4 separate regions of the Mus musculus genome follow, and regions 1, 2 and 4 are each linked to region 3. The links are chromatin loops, found by intact Hi-C in ENCODE. Cell type or tissue: gastrocnemius. All regions are shown on one strand. Region 1 overlaps Spef2 (sperm flagellar 2). Region 2 overlaps Spef2 (sperm flagellar 2). Region 3 overlaps Skp2 (S-phase kinase-associated protein 2). Region 4 overlaps Prlr (prolactin receptor).

What was found. A loop is a pair of places that touch in the nucleus more often than their neighbours do. Peaks named below come from ENCODE experiments on the same cell type or tissue, not always from the same donor. Only the 100,000 strongest peaks of a DNase experiment are listed, where the experiment ranks them.
Region 1: it touches region 3 in a loop (3-fold over the local background); 6 of 42 quality-filtered maps call a loop at or near these places.
Region 2: a loop joins it to region 3, with 10 times the contacts of the local background. A loop is called at or near these places in 6 of 42 quality-filtered maps.
Region 4: it touches region 3 in a loop (14-fold over the local background); 3 of 42 quality-filtered maps call a loop at or near these places.

The regions. Positions count from the first base shown.
Region 1 is chr15:9,591,506-9,599,505 of GRCm38, forward strand. It overlaps Spef2 (sperm flagellar 2), which reads right to left. Exons shown (of 37, transcript NM_001305042.1): 31 at 5,798-5,904; 32 at 5,008-5,190; 33 at 1,207-1,299. Among named protein-coding and RNA genes, the nearest start is that of Il7r, 66 kb to the left of the region's middle. In gastrocnemius, no CTCF peak of the experiment used is centred here; no DNase peak of the experiment used is centred here; H3K4me3 peaks cover 780 bases.
Region 2 is chr15:9,604,255-9,612,254 of GRCm38, forward strand. It overlaps Spef2 (sperm flagellar 2), which reads right to left. Exons shown (of 37, transcript NM_001305042.1): 29 at 5,255-5,393; 30 at 2,919-3,148. Among named protein-coding and RNA genes, the nearest start is that of Il7r, 78 kb to the left of the region's middle. In gastrocnemius, a CTCF peak has its summit at 4,152 (motif pointing left); no DNase peak of the experiment used is centred here.
Region 3 is chr15:9,116,172-9,124,171 of GRCm38, forward strand. Skp2 (S-phase kinase-associated protein 2) reads right to left here. Exons shown (of 10, transcript NM_013787.3): 5 at 7,699-7,833; 6 at 6,066-6,164; 7 at 5,381-5,511; 8 at 920-971; 9 at 690-797. Among named protein-coding and RNA genes, the nearest start is that of Skp2, 20 kb to the right of the region's middle. In gastrocnemius, no CTCF peak of the experiment used is centred here; a DNase peak (open chromatin) is centred at 4,047.
Region 4 is chr15:10,309,004-10,317,003 of GRCm38, forward strand. Prlr (prolactin receptor) reads left to right here. Exons shown (of 10, transcript NM_011169.5): 3 at 5,162-5,270. The coding sequence starts at 5,216. Among named protein-coding and RNA genes, the nearest start is that of Gm41269, 45 kb to the right of the region's middle. In gastrocnemius, a CTCF peak has its summit at 4,952 (motif pointing left); DNase peaks (open chromatin) are centred at 4,638 and 4,965.

The sequences.
Region 1 (8,000 bases), 480 kb after region 3:
GTAAATTATATTTAGAAATATGTTTGTGTTTACATATATGTATATAACAATGATTATTGAAAAAGAGGGTATGATTTTGAAAGAGATCAAAGAGGGGTATATGGGAGGGTTCAGAGGGAGGAATGTAAAGGGACAGTGATATAATTGTGATATCAAAAATAAAGTAAAACATCTTAAAAATTGAATTTAATTTAACTGTGTGATTGCTTACTTAAATGTTAGGAAGAAGTAATGTCCAATTTTGCATTGCAGTTTTGAGCTAATGATTAACTGGAAACCAAACCATTGAATATATATATATGCAAGTACAGCATATATAGATATATATATATATATATATATATAGAGAGAGAGAGAGATGATATAGATATCGATACAGATATAGATATCGATATAGATGATATAGATATAGAGAGAATTTGCGTGTTGTCTAAATTCACAAATTCAGATTTTTCTACTGTATTACTGAATGTGGCTACATTAGCGTATACATGTATGTGTACATATATTCAATCATTTATACAGAAGTCAAAGTGACTTCAGATTTTAAGGCTTTATATCTATCGTGTCCTCGGTAATAGCAGTAGACTTAATACTGTTACTGATGCCATACTGAGGACAGCAAGCTACTTATGAACATGAGTACTTATGGATATTGCATGCAAATCTTGCTGTGTTTAACAAAATCAAAGGAAGTGAACAAAGTAAATATTGTAAAATGACAGAATCTTATTTTAAAACTGGGATAATGTTGAAGAATTCTAGAATTGGAAGAATGGCTTACTAGATAGATGAAAAAACAAAACAAAAAACAAAAAACCCTGCTATCCAAGAGAGTCCATGAAAGCTTCCAGTAATCACCTAGGTAAGAGGTCATTTTGACATTCCTCCTCCCCTAGACTTTCTCTATGAGGAGTGCTCCCCTGAATGAAGAGTCAAGAAAACAACCAAGTCTCTAAGAAGCAAGGGTGGAACCAGAGGAACCTTTACATCTCAAGTAGAAGAACATAAAGAAAATCACCATTTCCATACAGCACGGAAAATATTATCCATGGTCAGCGCTGATACTATGGCTGCCACATGTAACCTCAGTACTAAAAGGTTCAAGCTTGGTCAGGATGCTGAACTTGCTGGGCACCCGCCTGAGTTACAGAACAATAACCATCTCAAAAATCAATGATAAGAATAAAAAGAAAGAGTAATTACCTCTATAAGATGCTCCTGTCGATTGAATGGCAAGGGTTCAAGGGGATTTTCTGGAATTTTTATATCTTCATCTCCTGAAAACCATAGACCAGCCTATACACACAGACACACAAAAAATATAATGTATATCTATAACATATTCTGCAGAGATATTACAGTTTCTTTTAAAACCAAAGATTAAAACATTGCTCTAATTTCTACCTAGTGATCTCCAAAAGACAGTGTACATTGGAGAGTCTGGATGAAATATTACATGTGCATTTGCATTTGTTTTAATGCCATCATTTTATTATGGTGATTTTCATATGTGATAAAGTACATGTTGGTGCCATCAAACGAGAACGTGTTACACAGAAAAAAGCCCCCAAATGGAGGTGTTAGCTCTGCTTTAGTGTGTGGAATGTGAAAGACACTTGGAAGTTACAACAGCAGCCTAGGCTCCTGATGGCTACACTTTGGAGGGGTCTGTGTGTTTGTTGGTGACAGAGTTGCCAGTTCTCATATCCTGGACATTTCTTGCTATTCCCATTTGGCAATGCTTCCACCATTTCTTTTTTCTTCCCATGTCCACTGCTACCACCTAGCTATACAGCCACATGACCTCTCCCATGTACTGGCCACTCAGCAAATTCAAAATTGGTCTTTTTGTTTGTTTCCAGTCTCCCTCCTACTTGCTTCAGCATTTTTTTATGTGACCCTACTAAATTCCTGCGACCTTCAAGGTTGTCATATCATTATCTGTTCAGATCCAGTGTCTGATCTTGGTTGTTAGATAATATTTTCCTTGTGACTAAGGATATTCTACACTCTTATTTTACTCATAGAAGTCAATATTTATTTCTACACCAGGTTTAGATTACACTACTGTGCAGAGGCTTCTTTAATCTCTTTCCTTTATGTACCATCCTAACTGGATTATAGCAAAACCTTGGCACACCTTCGATTCCATATGCACTGCTAAGCACTTGACACACATACACACACACACACACACACAGAGAGAGAGAGAGAGAGAGAGAGAGACAGAGACAGAGAGACAGAGAGGCAGAGAGACAGAGAGACAGAGACAGACAGAGAGACAGAGACAGAGGGAGAAAGGCTTTTATACCTAGCTTGTCTGTCAGAGTCATAACAAGTCCTTAACAGTATCTACTACCAAGATCCACAAGGTTGCCCACATGGACTCAGGCCTATGCTTCCTTCTTTCTTTTCTTCCTTCCAAGGATTATAGCACTTTCAGTAATGGTAACGGTAGCCCTGGGTTTCCAGCAGAAGTGAAGCATGGGATTTTTCTAAAGTGAAAAGGAGAGACTCCACAACTAACAGAAAAAAAAATACTGTATCTGACAGGAAAATATACTTGGTGATATTATTAGCAAGCTACTTGGTGGAGAAGTCCCAATGGCCTTGAAGACATAGCAAGCAAAATTATACAAAACAGCTCAAGAATCTCATCCATAAAATGTTATTCATGTGAAATGTTAAGTCCACAGCTATGTAGTAATGTGCTTAAGTTAGATGTAGCATTCACTCAACTGAGTATCACCTCACTGGATTCATAGATTATTTCTCTTTAAAACATGAAACTGTTCTTTGCATTCTTAAGCTAAATGCGACCAAAAACTTGTAGACTACTCATGTTTCCTTAGAGAAGTTGGACCATGCTTATTTTTGATCTTGAACATCTGAATGATTGCACTTATGGTGACCATGAGTTCTTACAGGTAAATGATGAGTTAGCTGATGCTTCAAAGGTATATAGTTCTACATGCCGAATGTCTCTACATTATACAATTCCATAGTCTGAGAATACCTCTACAGAGGACAGCTTGTGAGAGTGACATCAGGACCAGAAGGCGAAGACAAAGACTTTATGGTCATTACTTAGCCACAGAATAGATTGTGAACAACTTAGGAGTGGCAGTAATCAGCATACTTCTAGATGGCTGTTGTGAACTTGCAATTGGTAAAAGGGGAGGGACAGAACAACAGAAGACAGAGTAGACATCTCCTTCTTCCCAGAAATCTCTATTTCAGCACCAAAGTTATGTTGCATTACTGCTCTAATGTGACATGTTCAATAGATCATATAAAATCTTCTAGAAATGGTTTTTATTTTTCCCCATTTGCTTGTATGTATGTATGTATGTATGTATGTATGTATGTATGTATGTATGTATTTGTGAGCCATCAAGGGTTGGAAATCTGAAAAAGGCATGCAGTAGTGTCAGTGTCCTAGGGCATCTGGGAGTAGGAAGTAAAGGAAAATGATCAGCTATTCCCAGAACACAGACAGTGATCATGTAAGGACTTGTGTTCTCCTAAGTGCATTTGGTCTATCATTCTGCAAGAAAGTCCTGCTTTTGATAAATGGCTCTTGTTTGGGATTGGCATTTTTGGAAATGCTGCCAGCAACATTTGTTCTGTTGTTTGTAAAAGACGTTCAATGTGATACTTTGTGTCAATCAACAACTTTAAGGTTTGTTCAGTTGCCCACTTCTTAAACATCTTAAGCCACACAGAGCAGAACTCAGCATATATTCTGTTCTGCTGTTCTCAGGTTCAAATGAAGTCGTCATAGCAAATTGTAAGCAGTGCTAATATTCTTAACCCACTGTTTGACAAGTGCATACATCAGAGCTCAATTAGCCAAACTAGCATCCTGATCAGCCATAGAGAAACTCATTAGGATCCACGTGTTGCTTCATTTGTGTGTGAGCACAGGAAGCTCTAGGCTAACTAATCAAAAGGATGTCAGCTACTAATTATAAACAAGGCAAGACAGGAAGATCTGTCAGCTTTCAGTGATGAAACACTTGGGAGATAAATTGCTACAGGTCATCTCCCTGCTTCTAAGTCTGAGCCCTATTCTAAGTGATCCCCTCCTCTGTAGTTGTAGTGATGTGGAAGGGTGAACAAGGCACATTCAGTCAGTAGAGATGAGACAAGTAATCTAGGCACCCTTGTCAGTTAGAGAATTATAACACTAATCCTAACATTCAAATTCTGGACAAATGTATTAAATGCTCATATACCTGACCGGATGACTAGAATATCTATCTATCTATCTATCTATCTATCTATCTATCTATCTATCTATCTATCTATCTATCTATCTATCTATCTATAATCCTATTGACCAATTAATTTCTTTATTTGGAGTCTAGCTTCTGTATTCAAAATTCCCCAATCCTGTTGTACAACAGGCCTCCAGTGACACTCTGCCAACCAATTCCAATGAGCAGGTATTATGTTCTGGATTACCATCACTTTTCTTAGATGAGCTCCTTCATGCACGTTCCAATATTCAGAATTCCTGTGGATAGCAGTTAGACCCTTTCTGCCTTAAATATTCATGTACATTTTAAGCTCATTCAGTTAAAACAAGTCGCACCATCCACTAACCCAATTCCAAAGGAGCAAAACAGAAGCATCCAAGGCCACCAAGTTCTTCATTCCTGCCCTTCCCATTCCTTGGGAGTATAGGGTGCCTGGCAGTGGATCATTTAAAGCCCTGCATGTGGTTTTAATATATAGCCACAGGAATAATTACTAGCTGAGAACTCAGGAGAAAAATAATGAAGATTTTTGTGACTTTATTAGGGACCCTTAGTTCTGCAGGAAATTTTTTACTTTAATATTTTTTTCCTAATGCTTTGCCTGGGTATGGAAGCCAAACTTCTGTCCTGGACTTTGATTCTGTCTGTGCTGCCTATGTATGAGCTTCTTAGGAGCACGAGAGTGGCCAGAAATGTGATGTGTCAGCAGTGAGCTGGGTACTTGTTAAGAGAACTGGTCTACCTGCTTATACTGTTCGTAGGTGATGGTGCCTGTCTGTGCTTCATCCAGGGCCTTAAACCTCTGCAGGGTGTCCAGAAGCTCATCCTCCAGGGCCATGGGCCACGGCATGGCTGTGACCATCAAGAACTTCCTCCAGTCCACGAACTCTGTGTTGACTGTTAATAAAGATGTGATCTCCTGCAACTGGAAGAACATAGGGGCTCTCACTGGGAAGTTTGGCCAACTAACTTGAAGCTACTCCCACTTAGGCTTTCAGAGCTTGGTGCCAAGGGAAGAGGGATTTCACCTTGGCAGCCAGAGCCAGTTCTGACTTGGGTTTACTTTCGTTTTCTATTCTAACAACGGAGCCACACCAGGCAACTGTTTTGACATTTGTGATTTTTGTGTACCCTGCTCATCTAATTCACTAAGGTCAGTTAGCCTGGTGTCTTTTAACCAGTGGAAGGTTAAAGTCTGGGGAAGTAACATATTAACAGGGTAGTGCAATATAAACATTAAACTTCCTAGGGTCTTGACAATGAAAATATGATGAAAACCAAGCACTCTCAAAACTCAGCTTCTGTTCCTTGTTAAGGTATTTGTAAACCACTTGTAATTGGGTTGCATCTCCCAGTGTCTGAAATGGTTAAATGTTAGTCATCAATAGCATGGCTTACTTCCGACATCATTCACTCATTTAAATGTCATTGGTTTCTTGCTAATGCTGCAAACTGGTTGCCTTAGAACTATTGATTCATCAAGTAAGACCTGCATTAAGGCCTTTTAGATGCCAAACAGAACAGAAACTTACGTCCAGTTGGCTGAGGTGCATCCAGCTGCTAGGGAAGTTATTGGTTCCAAGGTTTAGGGTAATCAAATCAAGCAGAATGTCACTGAAGGCTTTATTTCCGATTATGCCTACAACACAGTGAAACAGTTATTTATTTATTTATTTATTACCATTTTTACTGGAATTACAGTTTATTCTGCTAAAACAGAAATAATGCCTAGTAACTCTCTTACTTACTTGGTCTTGTGTTTCTCTAGAGAGAAAGAAGCTACCTTAGAAACATAAAATAAAATAAAATAAAATAAAATAAAATAAAGTAAAATAAAATAAAATAAAAATTCTTGATGTTCTTTTTGTTATCTCTGTAAAATGTCCTCTTTCTTTGGTCCAGGAAAAAAAATAACAGTCATTTCTAATTGAGCAAATATTAAAATTGCATAATTCTTAGGTTAAAATTTTATGGCAGCATGATGGTGGTGGTGCACACCTTTAATCTCAGTACTCAGGAGGCAGAGTCAGGAGGATCTCTGAGTTTGAGGCTAGCCTGGTCCACAGGATGAGTTCCAGGACAGCCAGGACTTTTACACTGAGAAATCTTGTACTGAAAACAACAACAACAACAATAACAACAACAACAAAAACCTTTGATATTTGTTTCAAACAGGTTAAAAAATTTAAAAGCATCACTAAATTTTATTGTATCCAATTGGACACATGAGCAAAACATTTCATATTTCAATTCCAGACCTGCAAGATGACAGCCATAACATAGGTAGCACCTTCTCCCCAGATTGTCCTCCAGTTGGTGATGGCTTGCTTTTGTAACTGTAGGGAGACTTGGATGGCCAAGTCAATGACATTGACGGTGACAGTTAGCCATATAATGGCACTGTATTTCCCTCTGCCTTGCTATTGTACACTAATATATTTTAACATATCTAAGAGACACATCTACTTAGATTCTTATTCCAAACTGCATGCACATGCACTAGAAAGAGAGAAACAAAACAAAAAAATTAAAAAAGAAAAAAAAACAACGAACAAACAAAAAGCCAGCAGTGGTACCTTTTAGAATTATGGGAGACCAGTTATATATATCCACGTATCTGGGAGGTGTGCCGTAGAGAGTCATTCTTTTTTGCAGTTGTTCTTTAGATTAGACACAGCATCCTAATGTTTCCACTTATATCTGAGTTTTTCCTGTGTCTGAGAGTCCACATGAACCTTATTGTTTTTTCTAATCTCCAGAGAAATGCAGCTCTCCCTTTAAAAATGTCAGTGGTTCAAACCACATGCACAATTCCGGGTTTGTAAGGTAGTGTTATGAGTAGCAAGTGTCCACCCTTATTCTTTTGAAATAATTAGCCATCCACAGGTAATTCCGTGATGAACTTTATGTTGTTTTAATTTTACTGAAGTATTTGGTATTAGTGAGGGTGAACAATTTCATGGGTAAAAATGTCCCTGTAAATAAAGGTTTAAATAATGCCACACTGGGTTTCAGATATTAGAAGTAAATCAGTTATTTTATTCAAGATGGGATCACAAACAAAATCTATTAAAACTGCAAAGAGTAACAAAGCACTTACAAATTGAGATATTTGTAAGGTATGTTTGTCTTGTCTCTAACGGCTACATTAGGAAGCAAACTGATGCAAAACGGTACTTTCAGTTTACGTAGGAATTATTTATATGGTCACCTTAGTGTGAAACGGGGGAATCATTTTAATATTTGACCTTGTTATTCAATGTCCAAGGTATTTAAGCATATGACTTTCAGATTCCACAGGATGGCAGTTTCAATGACAAAGTCTGTTCAAAGATTAATTTTTTAAAAAGAAAATTCTATCAGTTTGGCACTGTTAGATACTCACTGCAATTAGAATTATGAGTTGTTCAGGAACAAGAGTTGGTTGTATAGCAACTCTAGATAACTACAGTCACCAGTGTGCTCACTCTTAGAGAAAACACACCGAAAGCTGGCATTGAAATAGTTCCCAGAAGCAGCAGCTTCCACTGAAGTATTGAAGCAAAAGCATTAAGCACGGAAGCAGGTTTAGAGAATTACAGGAGAATGAGCCTGTTTTTCTTTTCTTCTTTTTCTTCTTCTTCTTTTTGCTTTGTGTCTCTTTGTATGTATGGAAAATGCCAAATGTCTTTTGTGTTTGAGGCAAAGACTGGCTGCGCCTTTAACTTTTTTTTTTTTTTTTTGAGTTATTGATTT
Region 2 (8,000 bases), 490 kb after region 3:
TTAAAGTGTGTTCTTTTAAATTTAAATACCCTCTGTGCCCTTGTCACTAACTCACTCCATGCTTCTTTAGATTCGTTAATATTTTTTTTTCTGGACCAGCCTTGATCACTGTATAAAAATTCTCCTTTACTTTGCACTCATGGGCTCTTTCTTAAATTTCCACTGCTTAATATTACACTTTTCATATCATACTCTAAAGGCCTCCACAGCAAACTGTTTTCTTTCAATTATCCTTTAAACTTTTTAGCTATTACTTACTTTCCTTCTTCCCTGACAATTCTTGTGGTGGTTTGAATAAAAGTGGCCCTATAATCTCATATATGTGAATGCTTAGTCATCACGAAGTCGCCCTACCTGAGAAGGATCAGAGGAAGTGTGTCACTGGGGGTATGCTTTGAGGTTTCAAAAGTCCTAGCCAAGCCCAGTGTCCCTCTCTTCCTTATGCCTGTAGATCCAGATGTAAAACTCTTAGCTACTTCTGTAGCATCATGTCTGCCTGCATGCTGCCATGTTCCCTGCCATGATGCTATTGAACTAAATCTCCAAAACTGTAAGCCAGCCATAACTAAATGCTTTCCTTTGTAAATGTTGCCATGGTTATGGTGTCTATTTACAGCAATAGAACAGTGAGCAAGACATCTTTCTTGTGCTTCATCATTGTCTGATGATAGTACTTTATTATACTCAGAGAAAAATTTATATCTGGATATACTTTTATTCCAACGTTTTTAGAGTTCAAATGCTGATCAACTAGATGTCATATGCTATTTAATTTTAAACTCTTAGCTGGAATGTAATCTTGGATTTTGAGTATATATTGAAGAATGTATCATAATATTCACCATGAATACTGGGATCCCTTTTGAAAGGAATTATGAATGCTTTATAAGTTTCAAAAGTCTGTTTTCACCTACTGAAATGCTTCCAAATCCTTTCTGTTAGGCTACTAATTGGACTATTTCCTCTCAGTCATAGTTCTGAAGGTTTAACTTAAAGCATGCATTATTTTAGAATTGCACACACATCTTTATATAAAAAATATAGCATGAACAAAATGAACATTTATATAAGTTCAAAATGAAATGATGTGGTAAAAGGGACAGTAGGGACTAGGAAGATGGCACTTAGCCTAAGGACCTGGATTCAATCCCTGGTGCTGTGCAAGGTGGCTCACAACTGTCTCTGACCCTAGTTCCAGGGCATCTGATACCTGTCTATAGTCTCCATAAGCACTAGTTATGCAATGGTTATATGTATACATTACATGCAGTCACTCATACATACACATAAAATAAAATAGAAATTTAAAGGGTATTGTAAAATCCATTCAGGGAAAGAGGATGAAGTCTGCTTTGCTAGAAGGTAACAGGATTTGTGAATTGCCTTTTGACAAAGTTGGATTTTTGGTACCTGTTGGCACCCACATTAATCTTGTCCAAATACTAGCAAAGTAAATCTATCCATAGACACACTGTGTGTTTTTACTCATTGGAGGTATAATGACTTCTCAAGCTATTTGATGTGCTCCCACATGTCAGTGTATATGTTCACCCAAGGAAACACATGTGCACCTTGCCATCCATTGGCCACAGCAAGGAAGATTTATAGACTATAGAGTTATCAACGAGTTTTTTTCTATGGATTTCTGAAAATATTGTGAGTAATTTTCAAAACGTGAGATTGTATTTATATTAGAGCCCACTGACTATCTCTAGGGAAAAGAGATGATTTTCTAATAATGAGGACATTTGGAGAAATAAAATAAGCCTATTTATAAGAGACAACTTAATTCCTACATAAGATTAACAAACCTTAAACTAGCTGTCTTAGTCAGGGTTTCTATTCCTGCACAAACATCATGACCAAGAAGCAGTTGGGGAGGAAAGGGTTTATTCAGCTTACACTTCCATACTGCTGTTCATCACAAAAGGAAATCACGACTGGAACTCAAGCAGGTCAGAAAGCAGGAGCTGATGCAGAAGCCATAGAGAGATGTTCCTTACTGGCTGGCTTGCTCAGCCTGCTCTCTTACAGAACCAAGACTACCAGCCCAGAGATGGTCCCACCCACAAGGGGCCTTTCCCCCTTGATCACTAAGTGAGAAAATGCCTTACAGTTGGATCTCATGGAGGCATTTCCTCAACTGAAGCTCCTTTCTCTATGATAACTCCAGCTGTGTCAAGTTGACACAAATCTAGTCAGTACACTAGCTGAGTCCAAAATGATCATGGCCACAGACACATTGCTTAATTGCTTTGTGACTGAGTCTACAGCCCTAATGATTATAGATGATGGTTCTATACACATCAGTTTGAATGACATAGGACAACAATTGGTGGGAAAGCAGAAGGCATAGAATTGTAATGATAAAATGGGAGGGGATTCAATAATTTGTATGAGGAAAATTATGCACTCATGTGAGCAAATTAATTAGGAAGTACCTACCAGTAACTCATTTGGTTCTACTCAAGATCTATGAAGCAATGAAAGAAAAGGACATTCTATGAGGGATTCCTTTACTTCTTAGTATCCCCTCAGTACCCAGACAGAAACACAAACTTGAGATCCCTAATGCATCTCTACTTAGAAGCATAAAGATTATTTTTCAGTTGTCAGATGGAATCAAATTTACCAATATTGCCTCCAAGAGAGGAGGAAGACAGAAGAGTCACCAGGGCTGGCCACACTACCACACTGCTACACTGCCTGATTATCAGTCACCGTGACTCTTCTCCTTGCTTAACTCAGATAATATTGTACCAAGCAAGTACATAGCAAACAACTTTGGTAGAACAGAGTGCCGTTTCCTTGCAGTGCCCTGCGTTCCAATAGAACTCAGTTGTCTTCTGGCCAAGTGATGTCCACTGTGGGCAATTTTAATCATCTTTATAACCCACCAGCAGCAATTCCTTTCTTACCTTTAGGTGCCATGTCTAAGAACTGATCTCGAAGATTATCAAGCTGTTCGATTGTTAGGGTACCATTTTCTTCCCTTTCTACTGGTGGTGGGCGGGTTGGTGGAGAAGGATCTGGGAAGACTTTTATGTCTCCATTGATATAGAAGTCTTCTTGGCTTAAGTAAATCTCATTTTGAATTTTTGTAGCTGTTTCAATGTGGTAGCGAGCTAATTCGGTCAATTTCTGTATACTGCAAATAGAAAAATGAACAAGGCCATCTCCATTGAAGATATTATTAGATTAACAGTTAATAAAACACACAAAAGCTAACACATTACAGGGTAAGTTCAATTCTATAGGCATTTAAAACTTTTAAAGTCAAGTTAAAAAGTTATAAAGATAAAAAATGAAAATATTCTCTTATTAAGAAGGTATTATAGTTCAATTTTATGCTAAGCTGAATGAGAAAAAAGCCTACTAAATTGAATCAAATTTTAAGTGAATCAAATTTGGTTATTTACCTCTAGAGAAAGCAAAAATTGCTTTGCTCTCTAGCTTTATGTCAAAGGATTTAATGTTACTTAAGACACACCTGGCAGAGGAGTGGCTTCTAGTGTACAACATCCAAAGCTGGATCACGTGTCTGTGAGCATCTACATTTAAGGGCTACAATGGCTAGAGGAAGTAACAGTGGGTCCTAGGGTCTCATCTAGAGCATGTGCTTGACATGGTCCAGGGTGGCTGTGAGTGGTTTATCCTTGAAATTAAGCCACTGACATTTACTCCCTCTTCTAAGATGATTTTCAGGGCAGCACACAGGTGATGGATACACACACACACACACACACACACACACACACACACATTTGGGTAAGAGTTAATGGCCTAACTCTAGGCAATTTTAAATGTGTCTTAGGTAGTAGACATAATTAAGTATAAACTGATGGAATGAAGAAAAACTCTTGTCTTGATCTGATGAAGAAGACATCATGAGGAAACGCATACTTATTCTCCCTTTATATGATGAGCAACAGTTATTTGTGGGCTGATACTTTCAGGAGTATTATCAGTTCCTGTCCTCGAAAAGGCTCTTGAACTCAACTCCTCAGTGCTCTTTGTGAATTCCCATACAGTGTTTGCTAATTAGTTTGTGGTTTGGAGTGTTCTTGTACATTGGAACCTGAGTTTGTGTGAATGAACGGTGGTATCTCCACACAGACCAGAATGACTGTGCACCACCTAGTGGAAGGTTACTGCAGTCATTTCCATAAAGAAGAAAGGAAAGGTCAGGAAAATAGATTTGGAGTTCCAAGGGACTTGACAGTAACTCCCCACCCCTCATTAAAAGTTACTTTTTAACTTCACGTTGTGTGATTTCTTGTAGTCAGAGTACGTCACATTATAGATTCAGAAAGTAGAGACAGATACAACATAAATGTGAGAACTTTGCATATATCACACAGAATTAACATCCATTTGTGCTTAATGGACAGACACAAGGAAGGAACCCATAAATCCTAAGATCTCAGATGAAACCCTTTCATTTATACGTGGCAGGCAGAGACTAGGGCTACAAGCTACTTGCAATTGACTTGGCTGTCTAGCAACAATATTTGTTTATACACAGTGGTAGCAAGTTACCAGATGGAAATGAATGGTTTGAATTTTTTTTTTTTTTTTTACTACTTTCAAAGGTGGAACAACAGCACTAAACAATTGGGCTGAAGATTTTTAACAATAAAACTTTCAAGATGAGAGCGGAGAAAGCCAGACAAAAAGACTGTTTACAGATAGTAATTATTGCTTCTGTGAACATTTAGAATTTGATGCCCATTCTCAAACAACTACTAGACTTTTGGCAAATCTACCCTATAATATACATATTGCAGAATCTAGTTTAAGCTGAAACTGGTGGAATAGCCTAGTTGGAGTCCTTTTTGTAGATTAAGCTGATGAGCATTGAACAATTAGATCTAGTACTCATTATAATTTGAAATAATTTGGAAATCTCCTGGATTAAAATTACATGCAATATTACCATGTAGACTGAACTCCCAGAGTGAAAATGATATTGTGGCAGAGCCCACTGACAGGCAGAAAAATACTCTACACAAATGTGATGGTGGTATTCATTTTGAGTGTTCATAACAGGTGCGGGTGGGGTGGCGGGGGCAGAGATACAGACACAGAGATACACAGAGACACATGTGTCTGCACGTGTGTGTGTGTGTATGTGAGTGTGTTTGTGTGTGCGCGCGTGTGTTGTAATTTAAATCTGTGGATATCTTAAACACCCGTGTCAATTTTTGCATTTTTGGCATTGAGTATGATTATTTTTGATTGAGGAAAACCTTACCTGGCCATTTCATTCAAATATCTCTTACCAAGCCATTTTTCCATGAGCCTGTAGACATCAATCACCTTTGTTACTAAATCTTCCAGGACGGACAAAGCTTTCAACTTTATTAGCTCAAGTCGAAATTGTGCGGCTTGTTCTATTTAAAAAGAGAAACTGAATTCAGAAGGAGAAACATTATGCTTTTTATTCATATGCATTTGTATTTTGCAGATACAGGAACACAGAGTGGGGTGATTTAGAAAACAAAGTAAGAGGAAGAGCAAGGGACGTGAGGCATAGTGATGAGGGAGGGACACAGTCATAGTATGTCACACACATGCATAACATGATCATAATGAACCTTACTGTGTAAAATTAACACACAATATAAATAAAAGACAAAAGGAGATTTTAATACATTATACCTACATTGCTCTTACATAAACCAAGCCCACTTTTTATACCTATCATACTTTGGTTTATAAAGCTTTATTTAATTCGTGAATATGGCTAAGGTGGCATCCATCACAGAGCGAAGCTAAATGAATCACACTGTAAAGACTTTTGTGGATTTAAACTAAGTTCTTCTTGAGCTTTAATAAGTTTGGTACCTGGAAGATCAGATATTGATCCTTTCTTACCCACACTATAGCTTGAACTATGCTTTCTCCCACTTCTGTTGCCCACTTCAGTTCCAAATCTACTTCCTTCTCAGCAGCACTCTGAGGCACCTGAGTTATCTCTCTTCCTACAGTTTCCAGGGCAATGACACTTCTGCCCAGGATTCATTATTACTCAGCTTCCACAGGGAAGGGACCTTATCTTTGTTGAGGAGGGGTCTATTGGACATTCCATGATCAGGCTTCTAACTCAAGTCTACTTCCTCCTGGCTTCTCCCCTGAACAGGTTTTGTATCTTCTCTGCTTTGGCACACATCTCTGCTCTCTATTCCTGGCCCTGGCTTGTCTCCTGAGCACATTTTTCCATACTTTTCTGGTTCAGGCCACATTAGTTCTGAGAAGGCTTTCTTAATGCCTCCCCACCTTGTCCCATAAGCATGCTTACACCATCACAGAGTATTATAAGTGACTGCTTTCATCTATCTTCTTTTAGCTTTATTATTGTTTTGGTTTGCTTTTATAAAGCTTGTGCATGTGCATGTGAGACTCCAGCCACCATAACAGGATGAAGCCTGCAGTGAAAAACCTGATAACTTTTGTAGCATGAGGAATTAAAATTCATCACACTGAGGATGTTTTTTTTCACGTGAATTCAAAGATGGGGCTTATTGGAAAACACTAGAAGCAGATGTGAACACAGACAGTGAGCAAAGAAACATGTGTTCTCCTCTCCAGATGCCTCACAGCTCCCTGGCTTCAGGTTACTTCTGATGTTTTTTTGCTGGATTAAGGGAATGGTTGGTGGTGGGTAAAGGGGTGAAGGGAGAGAAAGGGAGACTACACCAAGTACCCTCTACCCCACCAAGGGCAGGCCCATTGACTTGGGCTAATATACAATCTTGGCACATCTCAAGCTGACTATAGGAGGACTGCTGATGGAAAGACAGAAACTTGCTTTCATCGTTCTTCAGGAACCTACTTCCTGTCTGCCAAGAAGAGCCACTTCTCAACTGATGTTCACCACATGCCAAAGGCACAGGTTGTAAGGCCCCTCCCCCACCACCTTAAACTTCCAATTCATTTTCTTTGTAGCCTTGCCTCTGCCCTGGCCCTTGATCGTCTGACCTTGTCTTCTCTTGGATGCTTTGGACATCCTCCCAAAGCCTTTGGCTACTATATCTCTCATATATCTAATGAAAATCGTCTTCTCAAGCATGGACCCTTTGTTTTGGTTGCTTTTCTGTGCCCTTGCTTACATTATGGTTCTGTCAATGAGGATATTGGCAATGATTCCTTTTCCATAGACTATCTTTGGTCTATTCCTAATATTCCAAATTCCATATTGATTTGTACTAATCAATCTCTTTGGGAGAATGTGGGAGAACAGGTCTTGCAGTCATTTGAGTACTGGGAAGAAAGCCTTTACATTTTGGAGAAAGAGATGTGAAGATTGATTGGCCCTTGTTCCCAACTTCACTCTCATAACTTATGGGCTTTGGCCAGGACTTCTTTTGGTTTACTTTTGAATATGATTTTTTTTCGCCTGCATAATATATTTGTACATCACTTTTGTGCCTGGTGCCAGCAGAGATCAGAAGAAGGTACTGGATCCAGTGGAAACTGGAGTTATAGATGGTTGTGAACCACCATGTAGGTGCTAAGAATTGAAACTGAATTCTCTGGAAGAAAAACAGTCAGTGCTCTTAACCACTGAATTGTCTCTCCAGTCCAAGGACTTATTTTTTCTTAGCAAGAGGAGTAACATTCTTTTTTGTGATATTAAATCATTTGTATTAGACAGCTTCTACCTAACCTGGACAATCATACCAATTTGCAATCTATTTTTCTTTCTAGTCTTTGAAATTTGAATTACAGCCCTTGCTTTCTTTTTCTTCTTTTCTAAAGCTTTCTGATAGCCTGCAGATACTTTAAATAGATTACTTAGGGAATCAGGCACAGTATTGCATTCCTATATTCTTTGCACTCAGGAGACAAATACAGGAGAATTGTTAATTCAAGAACAGAGAGAGCTACATAACAAGTTTGAAGTCAGACTGGGCTACAAAGTTAGACCTTGTCACAAACAATCAGTCAGTTAGTCAGTCAGTCAAACAATCAATCAATTAATCAATTTAATTAAGTTT
Region 3 (8,000 bases):
TCATTTGAGAAATAATTTGTTTTTAAATTCACCATTTCTAGGTAGGAAGAATTAAAAACTGGCATTCTGATAGTAGGATAAATAGTACCATACTCTCCTCTAAGCCAGATGACTCTTCTGCAGTATACCCGGGAGAGTGCAAGGTTCTAAGCCCTAGTGGTTTGCAGTGAAACTGCTGTACACTTTTATTTGGTGTAAGGAAGACTTTGGAATGAAGTAAGCAATGCCTGCATGAGATTCTTAACTTTCATGGACCTACATAAGATGCCCTCTTTTCAGATAACATCAGGCTCTCATAGACCAGTTCTTCTCACCTCTTCTTACGATCCGAGATGCCCATCATTAGATTACAGGAATTCCCTGTGAGCTTTAAAAATGAATGGGAGATGTTTCCCACTCACATTGGGCATGCCTTCCGTGCTCTCTGTGGGTGCCCCAGAGGAAAAAGCCTCCTTCACAGACACTAGGATAGCATTCTAAGACAGTAGCTGTTAGTTAGTTAATAAGCTTAGTCGATTCAGGATTACTGGACATTCTGTGAACTATTTCGATATTCTTTCCTGGGCATTTTGTGGCACATCAATATCAATGTTCATGCTTTGAACATGTATTCATCCATCTAAAGATGGATTTTACTACCGAGTTTTGGCCTGTGCTTTTTCACCAGCGTAAATGTAAATCATACTTACAGTAGAGTATCAGGTATTATATCATAGCACCGGCTGAGCGAGAGGTGTTGGAGGTAGTTGAGTTGAAAAAATTCTGGAAAGCAGTCATTCTTTAGCATGATACTGTCACTGCAACCGAAAGGAAGAGTCAAACCATGATGGTCGAGAGTACTGCTGCTTAATCCCTGCTTTAGGTCCTCCCCCAGTTCACAAACAGCCAATGTACTCCAAAGTTTGATCTAAAACAGTACCTTAAGTCGAGGCGGATGAGGTTGGGGCATCGTTTAATTATGGTACAAAGATCTAGAAAAAGGCAAACAGATGTCATGGTCATGGTCACTGTTAAACAAGGCAGGAGGAGGACGTATGGGGCATCTGAGGCAGGCAGATAGAGAAGTTTGACATTACACAGGACTGTCCCAACATAGAAGTTTCCTGCCGAGGGCATCCAGGAGAGCACCTGGGAATCTGCCGTAAATGTTAAAGGAACTGTGGGAACCCCTGGATTACAACTCTTTATGTAGCAAAGTAACTGGCTGGAAAGACCAGGAAATCCCAATTCATAACAGAAAACAGAAAGACAAACCCCAATAGAACCAAATGCCAGTCCATAAAGGCAAACAGCAGCTTACCAGGAGGTCTCTTCAGCTCAGTGAGGGGAATCATGGACACTTATTAAAAAATTGTCCTGCCATAACTGTAAGAATGAGTTTCCAACTCAGATTACAACCCAGTAAATTCCATATATGTTTGGGTTATAAATGCAACTTTCAATGAATTACTTGCGGACTCTCGGGTTAGGTAGAGAGTGTCCACACAAAGAAAAGCCACCTGTAATCCCAGGGCAGAGAGGCAGAGGCTGAAGAACTGCTGCATACGGTGGACCAGTCTAGACTACATAGCCAGTTCTAGGCCAACCAGAGCTAGATAGTCACACTCTGCCTCAAAAATAAAACAAAGCTCTGCCATGCTAATCATATAGAAGTGTCGGAAAAATGGTGTGTTTGACATAAGCTAAATAGATTAATAGTCTTAAGGATAAACAATACGGGCCGGGTGGTGGTGGCACGTGCCTTTAATCCCAGCACTTGGGAGGCAGAGGCAGGCGGATCTCTGAGTTCGAGGCCAGCCTGGTCTACAAAGTGAGTTCCAGGACAGCCAGGGCTAAACAGAGAAAACCTGTCTCGAAAAAAACAAACAAAAAAAAAACATAAAAAGGATAAACAATACATCAAGAGCATAAACATCTGCAGAAGGGTGGAGCAAGAGATACTAGTGAAATAGCTGCCTAGATGCTCTCAGCAGAAGCACTAGCCATCAGGCCTCACAAGTGCGGTGTGGAAGGAGAAACAGACTCCAGCAAGGCCTCTGATCATCATGCATTGGCCATGATACATTCCCTGAGAGCCTCCGCTTTCCAAAACAAGTAAGTGGAAAACAAATGCCAGGAAAGGTTTTGCATGAAAAACAAAACAAAATACACACAAAGTGCACTGTAATCTTCACCAAAACACACAACCTCCTACAAGTAGAGAAAAGGAAAGGGTTGAAGGGACCATGCCAGGCTGTGACCTGCCTGCCACTAGAGCGAGCACTGGGATTATACACTGTGCAGAAATTGTAGGAGGGTGACAGTGACATAAACTGAGGTACTTTTTAAATGGAAAACAAATTTTTAAAATGTAACTGATTTAAAATAGATACCTCCACGTAATGTTTGAGTGATTACTCTCATAGATGTATCTGTGGTCACATTTCCTCTATATTAGTTTTGTATTTTCAAATCTTTCTCAACATACTGATTTGGCTATGTGGCACTCACCCAGATTTATGTCTAAAACAGTCCGTTCCTGCCCTGGCTCTGTCCCTGTCCTAAACTGCACAGCACCTGATAATGTCATGGGTTCAGTGTCTTAGGCCAAACTTTGGAGATCATGAGATCACAGTTAACTGTGTTACTTCCTCTTCATACCCAGTCTGCTGTCACCAAATCCTGTTATGCCAGTCCCAAATGTGCTCAGATCTGATCCTTTTTCTTAGCACCTCAGCCATTACCACCCTAGTTTCCTAACTGTCCTCCCTGTTTGCCCCTCCCCCAACACCCCCACCTCCAGCCTTTTCTCAATGTGGCACCAGAGTGCATAGTTTCAAGGGTAGGTCAGGTCACAGCACTGCCTCGCTCAGCATAGCCACAGCTCCTTCCTACTGTGTTGGCGGCCTTACCTCTGCTACCACCTCATACCAAAGGCCTTTGTACCCATGGTCCTTTGCTCCACCTCATAGGTTAGCTCCCACACCAAAGGCCTTTGTACCCATGGTCCTTTGCTCCAGAATGTTCTCCCACAAGCGCCTACGTATTTCTCATTTAGATAAGAGGTCTTCTCTTTGGTCACCACATCTTGCACCAGAATGTCCTTCCACAAACCTCTATGTATTCAGGTGTTTATAGGATCAGAGGTCCTCCCTGGCCGTTCTATACAAAGGCAGTCCCTTCTTGCTACAGGCGACCTACCCACTCCGCCTTACTCTCTTCCCTCCATTCTAGCTTCATTCATAGCATTCAGGAAGTCTGCTCGTGGTGTGTCTGTTTTGCTCTGTGTATTTTTATATCATCTTGATTTCTGAGAATAGCCATATAATTATTCTATAAGAATATAAAGTGTTTAAAGGGAAAAATGTCGAAGTACCGCATAAGGAGTGATAGGAAATCAAGACATGGCTGCAGTTTTACAGGTCTACTCTGCCTCTCTGTCTGAAGACAGGCACCTGCAATGACAATGGTTCAAATGTAGATCTCAGACCACTCATGAAGACCAATTATGTTAGCCTGACAGATCTTTCTTCTTCTCAAGCCCCAGACAAACAGTTTCCAAATACAACCTAAGTGTTAGGATGCATTTCAAGATGTTTGGTTCACATCTTTTTAAACATAATAAGTAAATTACCTCTCCCCAGGGTGAGCTAATAACACGCTCAAGACACCGGGCGGGGTTGATTTTAGTACCTAAATTGATTTGGCTTCATGCAGCTAGATTGAATATTAGCCCAAGGCTGAGCTATGGAGTAACAAGAACAACAAGAACAACAACAAACACCATTCCTTTTGCAACCTCTTAGCTGTACAAATTAAGACTCTCAGTGTTACACACAGAGCACAAAAACAGCCAAGTGTCAGCTTGACCAACACTATGGTTATTCCCCACCTGACTTGAAACGCCTGTGTTCACCCACATTGTCTTTTAGATGAATTAAAAAGTTGAAGGTGTAAATGCTAACTTATCAGGTTTCTAGTTGGATTATTCAATCCTAACAGTGTTGACAATTTTGCTGGATTTCTGTGCTGTTCAGCAGCAGTTCTGGCTGCTGACCACTAGATGGCAGCAGCACACCTGCCCTGAGACTGTCAAAACCATTCCTTTGTAAGCAAAGCTTGCTCCTAGATAAAAGCCACTTCTCAGTCAAGGCATGCTTTTGTATCCCTGGGAGAATGACTCCAGGTTCCCTTTTGGATGCTCAAATCCAAGGGCACTGAAGTCACTATGCACATCTTCTTGTCTGCTTACTTATATCTAATATGATGTAAATGCTGTGTGTTACACTCAACTGATCAGCGACTCATGCCGAGAAAAGTTCTTAGATGTTCAATACAGATACAGTAGTTTTTCCTGATTATTTTTTGATCTGTTAATGGTTGAATCTGGATACAGAACCCATAGATTGAGAGGGCTGACTTTATTGTATTTACCTACATTTACATTGGGGTCTGCATAGTAATTTTATTTTAGTAAAACCAGTTCTTCTGGGCAGTGGTGGAGCAGCACTTGGGAGGCAGAGGCAGGCAGATTTCTGAGTTCGAGGCCAGCCTGGTCTACAGAGTGAGTTCCAGGAAAAAACAAACAAACAAAACACCAAAACAACAACAACAACAACAAACCAAAAACAAACCCAAAAAACAAAACAAAAAAACAGTTCTGGGACTGAGGAGTTGGCTCAGTCAGTAAAGTACTTGAGTTTGATTTGTAGCATTTGTGAAAAAAGAACAACAACAACAACAAAAAAACGAAAAACCCCCCAAAAACCTAGGCGGCATAGCATTTACCTATAACCTCAGGACTGGGCAAATAGATGCTTGCCTGCCAGTCTAGCAATATCAATGAGCTCCAGGGTCACTGAGAGACCTGGTCTTATAAAATAAGGTAGAAGGACTCAAAAGGCGGAGCTGTGGCTGAGAGCACTTGTTGCTCTGGCAAAGGACAGGAGTTTGGTTCCTAGAGCACACGAGACAACAAGGGGTCTGTTAACTCTAGTTGCAGAAGGTCTGATACCGCTACAGACTCTGCACACACATGGGATACAGGCAGAAAACCCACACATACAAGGAAACATTAAAAAAGAAACATGGAGAACTACTGAGGTGGTCAGTCACCCAATGTTGACCTTGGTCTTCAAGTAGACACACACACACACACACACACACACACACACACACACACACACAGAGCTTTAAAGCACTCGCCGTCTAGGCCCTGGACTCACAGCTTGCTCCCAGACCAGAAGCTATTTGCCTTTGCCTAACTCTTCTGATGAGCAGTCCCTCGGCTGAAGACCCAGACAACCGGTACACCGGACTAAGGGAGACAAGCAGGTAGCCTCGGTGGGCCCTGGTGGGCCACCATAAAGCCTCGGTGGGCCCTGGCCTAAGAAGCTCTAACCTGTTTTCTGGAGGTTCTTTCGGTAGCCGCTGAGGTTCAGCTGGGTGATGGTGTTTGGTAAATGTGCCACAGCCGCTTGCACGTGCTTTTCAGTGAAGTCAAAGCACCAGGAGAGATTTAGCTCATCCAGTCTGCAGGAAGGAAGGGTGAGAAGAGAAGCATGAGTCCATCAGGACAAGGGAAACGCAGGAAGCCAGACTGTTGACCGCTGCGTGCACAGACCATTCCTGGTGTTGTTCATTTGAAAAGGCATTTCTTTCTCTGAACTCCTACACACTGAAAGGTCCCCGGTCATCTGGGCAAAGGCCCCAGCCTCCGTTTGAGAATGCAGGTTGGAAACTGTAGCTCCAATGTCTCTTCCTCAAAGCTACATTGTTGTTAGCACAGACGGCTATCAACACAAATGCCCTCTAAAACCCACAGAGGATGCTCTAACAATGCCTTTCTCCCCATTCTCTCCTGCTAGGAGAGCCTCAAGAGAGTTTCAAAGTCAACGTCTAGTGATCACTAAGGAGACATAGTTACAAACGGTAACACCTCCCCCCCCCCCCCACCCCCACAAACTGAGCTTAGCCTGAAAGTTGGAGTGGCAAAGACACCACACTGCTCAAGTCAAGAATGTGGAGCCACTCCATCCAGACACCCAGAGGCAAAGCTTCACTGTGACAGCTCAGAGCTTTCCTACCTGGAGCAGCTGCTTAGCAGAGTCGCCACGGCAGATTCAGAAAACCCAGAGCACCCACAAAGGTTTAGTCGCACCAAGTTTTCATTCTGTGCAAGAGTCCTAGAAAAGAGAAATGCCGGAAGAATGCATTGCATCAATGGCGAGTCCTGGTGTGTGTGCCTGTGTGTGTGCAACTGTAGTCAGAAATGGGCTTCAAAATCTATATTTCAGGCTGGTGAGATGGCTCAGTGGATAAGAGCACTGACTGCTCTACTGAAGGTCCTGAGTTCAAATCCCAGCAACAACATAGTAGCTCACAACCACCCATAATGAGATCTGACACCCTCTTCTGGTGTGTCAAAAGACAGCTACAGTGTACTTACATATAGCAATAAATCAATCTTTGGGCCAGAGCCAACAGGGACTGGGCAAGCAGGGGTTGTGGGGTAGGGTGGCGGGGTGGCTGGAATGAGCAGAGGTCCTAAATTCAATTCCCAACAGCCAGATGAAGGCTCACAACCATCTGTACAGCTACAGTGTGCACTCATATACATAAAAATAAATAAATAAATCTTTAAAAAAGATCTATATTTCACTAGTCACAGCTGAGTGGCTTGCTTTGGCTACACATCTGCAAACTGGCGAGAGCATCTTCTTGCTGGGGTTGGGAAGAAGGTTAAATGACACATTGTACTGAGGGATTTGCAAAGAACTTGCAGCATAAATGTACAAGAAACACCAGTGAGTATATATATCTCTTATGTTAAAAGGCTCACCCTCTCCTCTTAGGGACCCTTAGTGGTGATGAGCTATTGTTCTGGAGTTAATTCTTGGTTTGGTTTGATTCACTGTGTGAACTTGGACAATCGATCTGGCCTTTCTGTGCCTCAGTTTTCACATAGTGGGAAAGGTCGAGAACTTACAGCTTGCTCTCAGAATTATGCTTAGGTTGGCATGGCTCTCACTCTTGTTCCGGTTTTCCTATCAGGCTTCCTCTTTTCTCATCTGACTAGTGCAATGTTCTCACATGCACGGAACTAGCAAATTAATTAAGTACATTGCAATCTGACATGGTCCTTCCATTCCCAGAATCATGATGCACCATGCTTCATGGCCTCTTTGCAAACTACCAGAGGCTCCACAGAAAGCCATTATTCTATAGCCATGATCCTCCTCATCTCCCTGATGTGTAGGCTCCAGCTACTAGCAGCTAGTGAGGCATTCAGAACAGCAGCAGTTGTCCTGAGGCTGCTTCTACTGTCCTATCGCTTTGGAGATCTCCTACCTGAATATCGTCAGTGGCCAGCCTGCAAGTCAGTACTCTGAGAAGCCTGCCTTCTTGCATTCAATCAGTTCCCCCGGAATGTTGCCACATAGCCAGCAATGCATTTAACCAACACTCTGCCCTGTAGTTATCTGCCTCACCCATGAAGGAGGCGCAGACCACATACTGTTGACCCCTTTTCTCTCTCACACCTAGAGTAGGTTCTGGCATATGGTCAGCATTCAAGTGTCTGCTGTCTTGAATATCTTAGACAGTTCTGGTTATTTGGTTTGTCCTTCTGGACACGTACACAAGGACACTGTGGTCATATACAAGAAACGCTGCCACACAAAGCGACTGTGTTCACGACATACTTCAGGTGTCACTCACTTGACAATGGGGTCTGAGAGCTGCAGGCCTTCCAGGCTTAGATTCTGCAGCTTGGAGCACTCGGACAGAATCTTATGGAGGTTCGACACATTTATCACTGAGTTCGACAGGTCCATGTGCTGTACCCGGAAAGAGCTGTATATACGAGAGAAAAGAGGCCCTGTGAGGTGACTCACACAAGTACACTCAGATTCCATCAGACTCCTTCCTGTCCGCACATGACAGCCGAGCACAAATAAATACCCCTTTTAAATACTGGAGAAAGAGCTGAGCAGAAAACAAATTGCTTCTAGCTAACTCCT
Region 4 (8,000 bases), 1.2 Mb after region 3:
GCAAACTCAGAAGTGAATGTTTTAAAGTGTCTCCATAGCTATTGCTAGTAGCTTTCACACAACCATGATGATCTAGCTAAACCACTGAGCAGTTATCCAAATGGCAGCCAACTTAGGATGGTGCACAGGGAGACAGATCTTCTGGAAATTTTAATTGAGGATAAATTACCACCCTGTGGTGTAAGCATCTTTGCGCTAGATTCATTTTAATAAAAGAAATGCAGATCCCTTATTCCTAGCTGGAGTTATTGCTCTGAAAGCCAACGTACAACAATCTTAATCTTCAGCATGGTGTGAAACAGCTAATCCCTTCTGTTCTTCTCTTCCCCCTGGGAAGATTATGTCTTTTGTTTTCAAAATTAAATGCTAGCATTCTGTATTGGAAAGAAAAGTCAGACTCCTGAGAATCAAGGGGCACATGTGAGGTTCTTACCCAGTTATTTCACCCTCTGGCCATTTAGTACTGGGGGCAATTGAGGTGATCCAGTGAGCAGAGGAGCCCAAAGGATGTACCTAGCAGTGCATAACACTTAATAGATAAATTTATTTAATATTAGTTTACAAATTATGGAGGCTTTTTTACATTTGGGAGACAGAAATGTTAGAAATGGATTTAGGTTAGTGGAAGAATGTATGGCTGGCAGTACACTCAGTGCTTATAGTAAAGAACCATTGTTGGTGAGCTTTATGTGTGCAGGGCTTTCTTATGAGGGTCTTGAGTGCTACCAGAGGGAGAGTCTGGTTTTTACCCTGATAAGTTCTCTGTTCTCTGCCACATTGCCCTACAACGTTAAATGTACAGGTAGCAAGCGCTAAGTGGATTCAGTGAGTTTGGTTTGGTTTGGTTTGGTTTGGTTTGGTTTGGTTTGGTTTGGTTTGGTTTGGTTTGGTTTGGTTTGGTTTTTAAAAAAGCACATGAATTGAAAGGAATAGTGTTAGGGAGGGTTGGTGATAAATTGGTGGGGAGGAAAAGGGGGCATCTTTGATCAAAATGTATTGTATATGTATATGAAATTCTCAAACAGCTTTTAAAGTTGTCCAAAAACCAAAAACAACCCTAACAGTAGAATTAATGTAGAAATTACAGTATCACATTCAGCAAAATATAAATGAAATAAAACAAAAATAAATTATGTGAAACTACATACAACAACCAGAATGTATCATACAACAAGGTAGAATGACAGAAACTGGATACGCACATTCATTAAATGCTTATGATGCGATTCTATTACAGGAAGTTGGGAAGTACTGTTGGGCATGGGGTAGAGATCAGGAGGAGGCACTGGTTGGATTTCTGGGCTACTCTTTGTGATCTTTTGCAACTTAGGTGGAAGCATAGAGCTATTCACTTGATGATAACTTATTGCAAAATACCTAAGATTTATTCTTCTTCAAGTAAGTCTTAAATTGTCTTTGTCCATCAAAGACAAGGTTTATAAGAGCTAAAAAGATCCTTAGACATTCTGCCGAGCTTACTGGGAACAATTCTAGGGTTAAGGAGACTGAGTCAAATAGAGAGACCACAGTGACAAAAGAAAAAAAAAAGCAGCATGGAGAAGAAAACTGGAAGTATCTCCTAGCACCAAAGGATGGAAACAAATCCCACATCATGGGAGAGTTAAGCCTTCCTTCAGACTTTTATAATTGATAATCTCAGTGGTGGGTGGGCCAAAGCATGCAGAGAAGTATAAGCAGAAAGGACTACATCAGAAAAGCTAACATCAGGCAGTGATCTGGTGAGAGTTCAGATCTGTCCTATTTACCTCTTGAAGGTAATACTGTCTCCTATTATTTGGGATGCTTTCCACAATGTGGATGGGAGGGAATACTGTAGGCCATTGGACCCTGCCTAGTTTTCCATCTAGGAAGGAGTCATTCTAGGTTCCCAAAAGAATGAGCCGGACTATAGATTGCAAACTCAGCTGTTGACCTCAATGGAAGAGGGTTGGTTTAATGGAGAACAGTAATAAAGAGGGGCTTCTGGAAGGAGTGGGTCTAAGTAGGACCACTGTTGATGCACAAGGCATACCTAGGGGAAAATGGTTAGTTTTCTTGGCATTTGTGCCACAGCAGGATGGGGCATGGGAAGAGTCTGAATAAGGTAATGCAAAGTGGCATGGTGATGAGAGAGTCTGAGAATCCAGAGGTGAGAAAGACAAATCAGATGGGCATGGACAAAGCAGATGAAAGTTAGGAACTCACTGTAAACCTGCTCAGAGACAGACTTTTCACTTGTCAATCACAGTCATACTTAGAGAGATGGGGATGTGTGCACCCTAAGATGACCTTAAGCTGAGTATGAAAGGCTCAGGTTTTGCTAACTGGACTCCAGATATTTGAAGCAGTTGCACTATACCATCATGCAAAGTTGTGGGTCCTCATCGGTATTCCAACCCCAACTGAAGCAGTCAATAAGGAGGGCCATGCTCCCTTCAACCTGGATCTGCTTGCAGTGAAGAATGGATTCAGAAAGATAAAAAAAAAAAAAAAAACTTCACTTAGTCTTGTGTCTGATTACCATAAAATCTTGTCTGTGGATCAGGAGAGGGTGTGCTCAATGCTAGGACAAAAGAACTATGTACTGTGCGATCGGGGTTAACATTGAGCATAGCCAAAATGAGTGGCCATTTTGTTTCCCTCTGAAAGTTTTCTTACCACATCATGGTTACCTTGCCAGAGGATAAGGTGAAGATTGAGTTGGGAAGTCACTGTCAAAAACGCATTGGGAATGTGTCTAATTCCTTGACACGGGCAGCTTGGGGCATTAGGAAGTGCATGGGTGTGACCAGATTCCAGCATATGTAGAAAAAAGTTATCTAATGAGAACACCAAGCATTTTTACAACTTTAATGAGAAGGATTTTTGATCCTACACCAGCAGAAGAGGAAATACAAACAAATAACTAAATCCACTCTGGCTTCTGCCTACCTGGATTCCTATCTGAGTATTTCATTTGCAAAACAGTCATAGACCTGTCTGGCAGAGGTTTCCCGATTTCACCCACGAAGGGTGATTTATAGCATGGTGATCTCAGATGTTGTTTTATGTGATGCCCAAAGGAGGAGGGAAGTTTTAACACGGGGATATTTTAGAGCACCTTCAGCCAGGAAGCAGAATCTGACTCCCAAGCCAGGCTGAGTTTAAAGTATGTTCAAGATGAAGAACGCTTCCCAGGTTATACACAAATAAGATCAACAGCATTAGACACCCTTAAGAACGAGTAGAGCCATAACTGATGACCTCTGTCTACCCTAGCTCTCTGGCTCCTGCTTACCCATGTAACCAGGTATTTTTCTCTCCATGGGTCAATTGCTCTTGTCTTATGTATCACTCTATAGAAGGGTCAGTTTCACTGTCTGTCACAGGTATCACACAACTCTTGATTTCTCAGATGCTCTGGGACTTGCCAGATCTCTCTCCCTCTCCCTCTCCCTCTCCCTCTCCCTCTCCCTCTCCCTCTCCCTCTCCCTCTCCCTCTCCCTCTCCCTCTCCCTCTCCCTCTCCCTCTCCCTCTCCCTCTCCCTCTCCCTCTCCCTCTCCCTCTCCCTCTTCCTCTCCCCCTCTCTCTCTTTCTCTCTCTCCTGTCAGCGTGTGGATAACAGTCTACTAAATCTCTCTACACTCAGTCTCTGTACCTGTTAAACCGAGCTGGTGGAAACCAATGTCTCCTTATGAGGCCATGAAAAAGACAAAATAAAATTCAAGTGATGGAAGAACTCACACCAGTGCCTGTTAGAACAAGTTCATTATTTAAAACCTATCAGAAGCTGCTGAGCACTTGGTTTAAAGAGGATGGCCCTGAGAGATTAAAAGAAGTAGGTTAGATTGAGACTGTGCTACCTAGATGTGTATTTGCAAGGAATCTAGGCAAAGCAAGCAAAAGGTCTCCAGAACTTTGCTGAGCCCATTAATGGATTGGATTCAGTTCTCAACCAGAACATTCGATAGAAGGGCACCGCTTGTTGGTATGTGCGTACCCCAAGCTTCCAGTGTCGTTAAAATGTCTATTTTTGAGTGATTCCACAGCAGTAGTGGCAGGTGTTCTACACCTTCAGAAAGCTGTCCGTTGCGTGGTATGTATTTGGCAGACAGAGCACATCCCCTGATCAGGAGGATGGATTCTGTGCCTCTGGGGGCTCATCACACATCTCTTCACAATGCTTGAAGAGTCTATGACGGAGAACTTTGCCTCCTAGATGTTCTTCCCTTGATTTAAAAATAAAATTTAAAAGGAAATGAAAACCATGTGCTTCTGGAAATTTATATGTCGTTCATCAAAATCTATTGTTTTTTTGGAGCACTGTCTGAAGTCTAATAAGACTAATGAGTCTTTTTTTTTTTAATAAAAAAAGTCTTTAAAATCTTTCTTAAAAAGGCAGGAACTTGAGAAGCTTTGAAAACGGTTCCAAAGAGTAAAAATAATAATATTAATAAATTGCTCAAAACTCTCAAGCCCTGCAAGTTCAAAATTGACTTAATACCCTGAACCCAAGAGGTTTGAATTATTACTGTTCATTGTCTCTTGTTATGGGGCTTTACAGAAGGGAGAAAGAAGCCACACGGAGGGCCACTAAAATTCATTATGAGGTTTGCTTCACAGCCATGGCCATATCCCTGGAGAGTTCCTGAACCTTCTCAGCCTGAACTTAGACAGGAACCTCCACCCTGACCATCCCACTCTCAATCTGGCAGGATCGATAAATTGACCTGGTTTATGCTCTGGATACTGGAGCAAGAACCCTCCATGAATGGTTCTCCTGTGGGGAGCACAGTCTATATTATATAAATGGGTGATGTGCTATTAGACAGCTAAACAATCATGTGGAAAGATGAATGCAGAAAATAATAAAATAATAATATAATAAAATAAAATAAAAAGCCAACAGCCTGAACTGTCTTCCTGAAGAGACTTCCCCTGAACTCTCTACACTGTTGTCTGACGACCTCTTGTGGTGAAATCTTTGCCAGCAAGTGTGAATCAGGGCTTCTTAGCCAAGCCATCCCATGTTACATTTTACTAGATTCTCTTCCCACTGTTTTGTCGCTCACATTAAGCAAGGAGCAAGAACCAGTTGCAAGCACCCAGAATAAAAGTAAATGGTGCATGTGCCTGAGCGGTTGTCATTTAACAAATGTCACCTGGTGCTTTCTCTTCCAGGGAGCCTCTGATCTATTGCCTGTAGCAAGAAGAAGGGCCAGCCTGAAGCAAAACATGTCATCTGCACTTGCTTACATGCTGCTTGTCCTCAGCATCAGCCTCCTGAATGGTAAGAGACTCTCTTCTTGCTCTCCTTGCCTGAAGTGTTTATCGGGGGGGGGGGGGGGGGGGGTGGAGAGGCTGTCTCTGTCTGTTGCAATGCAGCTGTGAGAAAGGAAGACGTCTGGGTCATGTGCTGCTACTAAATTATTTGCCACACTTCTGCATTAAAATTAATGCCTGATCTTATCATGCACCCCCTCTCTTCCATCCCCATTTTGAGAGGGCACTGAGAGGGCACTGGAGATGGACTTGCCATCCAGGTTCTTACAGTTGCCAGCTACATGACTTGAACCACTTGTGTGTCTCTCCGTGGTTTTAATTTCTCCAAAGGAGGATAGTTATATTTCACATAGTTCAGATGGATTAATGCATTTGAAAATACCTTTGGACAACCATAAAATAACACACAGGATTGCTATTACAAGGTGAGAAAGAAGTGCAGCCACTTCCAGTATGTGTGCAACTCAGAGAAACAAAATTCAGAGCTAAATGAAAAGCTGTGTGATTATCTACATAGGTTTCCCTATCTACTTCTATGTCTTTCTGGACATGTGTACTTCTGAATGTAACAATGTACATACCAACTGTTTATAGTACTGGGCTATAAATGCTTCTGTGTGAATATATGTGTATATGTGAATACCAATGAGTAACCTCTGTGTATATCGTGTACATATGTGTGTATATATATGGGGTGTGTGTGTGTACCAATATATTGCCATCATTATGCCTTTGCTTGTATTTCTCTCTGGATATGTTTATATGGATGTTATGCATTATCTGTGTATATGGAATCAGCATAGGCAAGTGTCTGCATTTCTTGGACTTGTATCATATCCCTTGTATTGCACTGAGATAGTCCATAAACTTTGTTTCCTCTAGGGACATGAAAGTAACATTTGACTACTTGTCATTTCACATCATTTCACAGCCTTACCTTTCCCCCCTAGAAGGTTGTTTGGCTTGCTTAGTTTTTCAAGACAGGATTTCTCTGTGTAGCCCTAGCTATCCTGGAACTCACTCTGTAGACCAGGCTGGCCTCAAACTCAGAAACCTGCCTGCCTCTGCCTCCTAGGATTGATGAGATTTTTTAATGAATATTTCTCTCTACATAATTTGCTTCTCCTCACCCATGGCAGAATAAAACAAGCAAAAGAAACCTTGTATTTTTGCAATGACTCCCAAAAGCACTATCCTGACAAAATCTTCCCTGGAGGATGAACAATGCTCCAAATATTGGTAGATCCACACAATGCTCACACAGATTCTTTTCAGCAGTTCTAAGCTACTGTGATGCTTTGCTGGCCAGCCCATGGCCCCATTTGGTACACCATACTAGATCATCCATTAAGTTCTTCCTTAACACATTTCGTACAGAAATGTGGTTCCTGTTCATACAGATCCCTTTGCCATGATTCCCCTGACCTGATCTGCTGGATGGGTGAGTAGCTAAAGTTCCTACCTGTGAGCCTTTGTGAAAAATTGAATAAATGTGGGGGAACATATAGAAGACCCCTGAGCTGCTAACACCAAGGCAAAATGGGGGGGGGGGTGGAAAATAAGATATACCATCAGTTATAATTGGCCTTCCAAGCCGACAGCATCATGACAAAATCCCAGCATTATTCTGTTCCTTTCAACATAACAACCAAACATGAGAATTGGAGATCAGCTTGCAAAGAGTTCTGGAGATTAAGCAAGTGAAAAATCTCATACCGTTGGCCACCTCACATCCTGCCTACCTTCTTTCTTCTAGCCTGAGAGTGGGAACAGCTCTCCCCACTCAGAGTGGAATGACCCTCTATCTTTTCTCTTACCATACCGCTTTGTGAAAATCTGCAGAACTACAAGGTCACCTGCCCGGAAAAAGAAAAAAAGAAAGGAGGTCAGGGCATAAATACAAAAGGAGACTAAGACTGAGAGTCAGTAAACAGCAAAAGGGAGAATTACAAGATACTAGACCATTAATCTGTAGATTGTTCAGCCATAGGTAGGACATCTGCATTGAACTCACACACAAAGGCTCAGGGGCTATTTTGGGAGAAGGGATAGAAAGATTGTGAGAGCCAGAGATCCAGGGAAACTAGAATGAAACATTGTCTTTTGGACACATGGCAGCACCATGATACTCATAATTTCACCATGACATGCAAAAGATCAAGCCAGATAACAGTCTATCGCGGAGATGTGAGGGGCTCCTAAATCCCCACATCTAAGTGAAGTACTATTAACAGCTGGAAGCTTCAAGAACTAAGAATAAATTGTTCTTAAGTGCATGGCCCCTGGTATGTCAAGCAGAAGCCAATGGGTAGCTTGATATTCATAAGTATATAAAGAGCACAAATCACACTTTGTATATATGTGTCCATGAGTGTGTATGTATGTATGTGTGTGTGTGAGAGAGAGAGAGACAGACAGACAGACAGAGACAGAGAGACAGAGACAGAGAGACATAGACACAGAGAGAGAAATGGTAGCGATAAGGGCTAGATCTGGGAAGAGTTAGAGAGATAAATGGGGGTTAATGCATTCAAAATATATCATATGCATATATAGAAATGTCAAAGAATTAATAAAAATATAATTTTAAAAACAAGATCATTGGTCTAAGGCTGTATAGAATCAAGGTAAGGGAGAAAGCAAGAAGGGAGAAGATAAGGGAGAGGGAAGAGAGGAAGGGAGGCGGGGAAGGAAGGGAGGAAGGAAGCAGTAGCCCAGAGACACCCAGAAAAGAGGC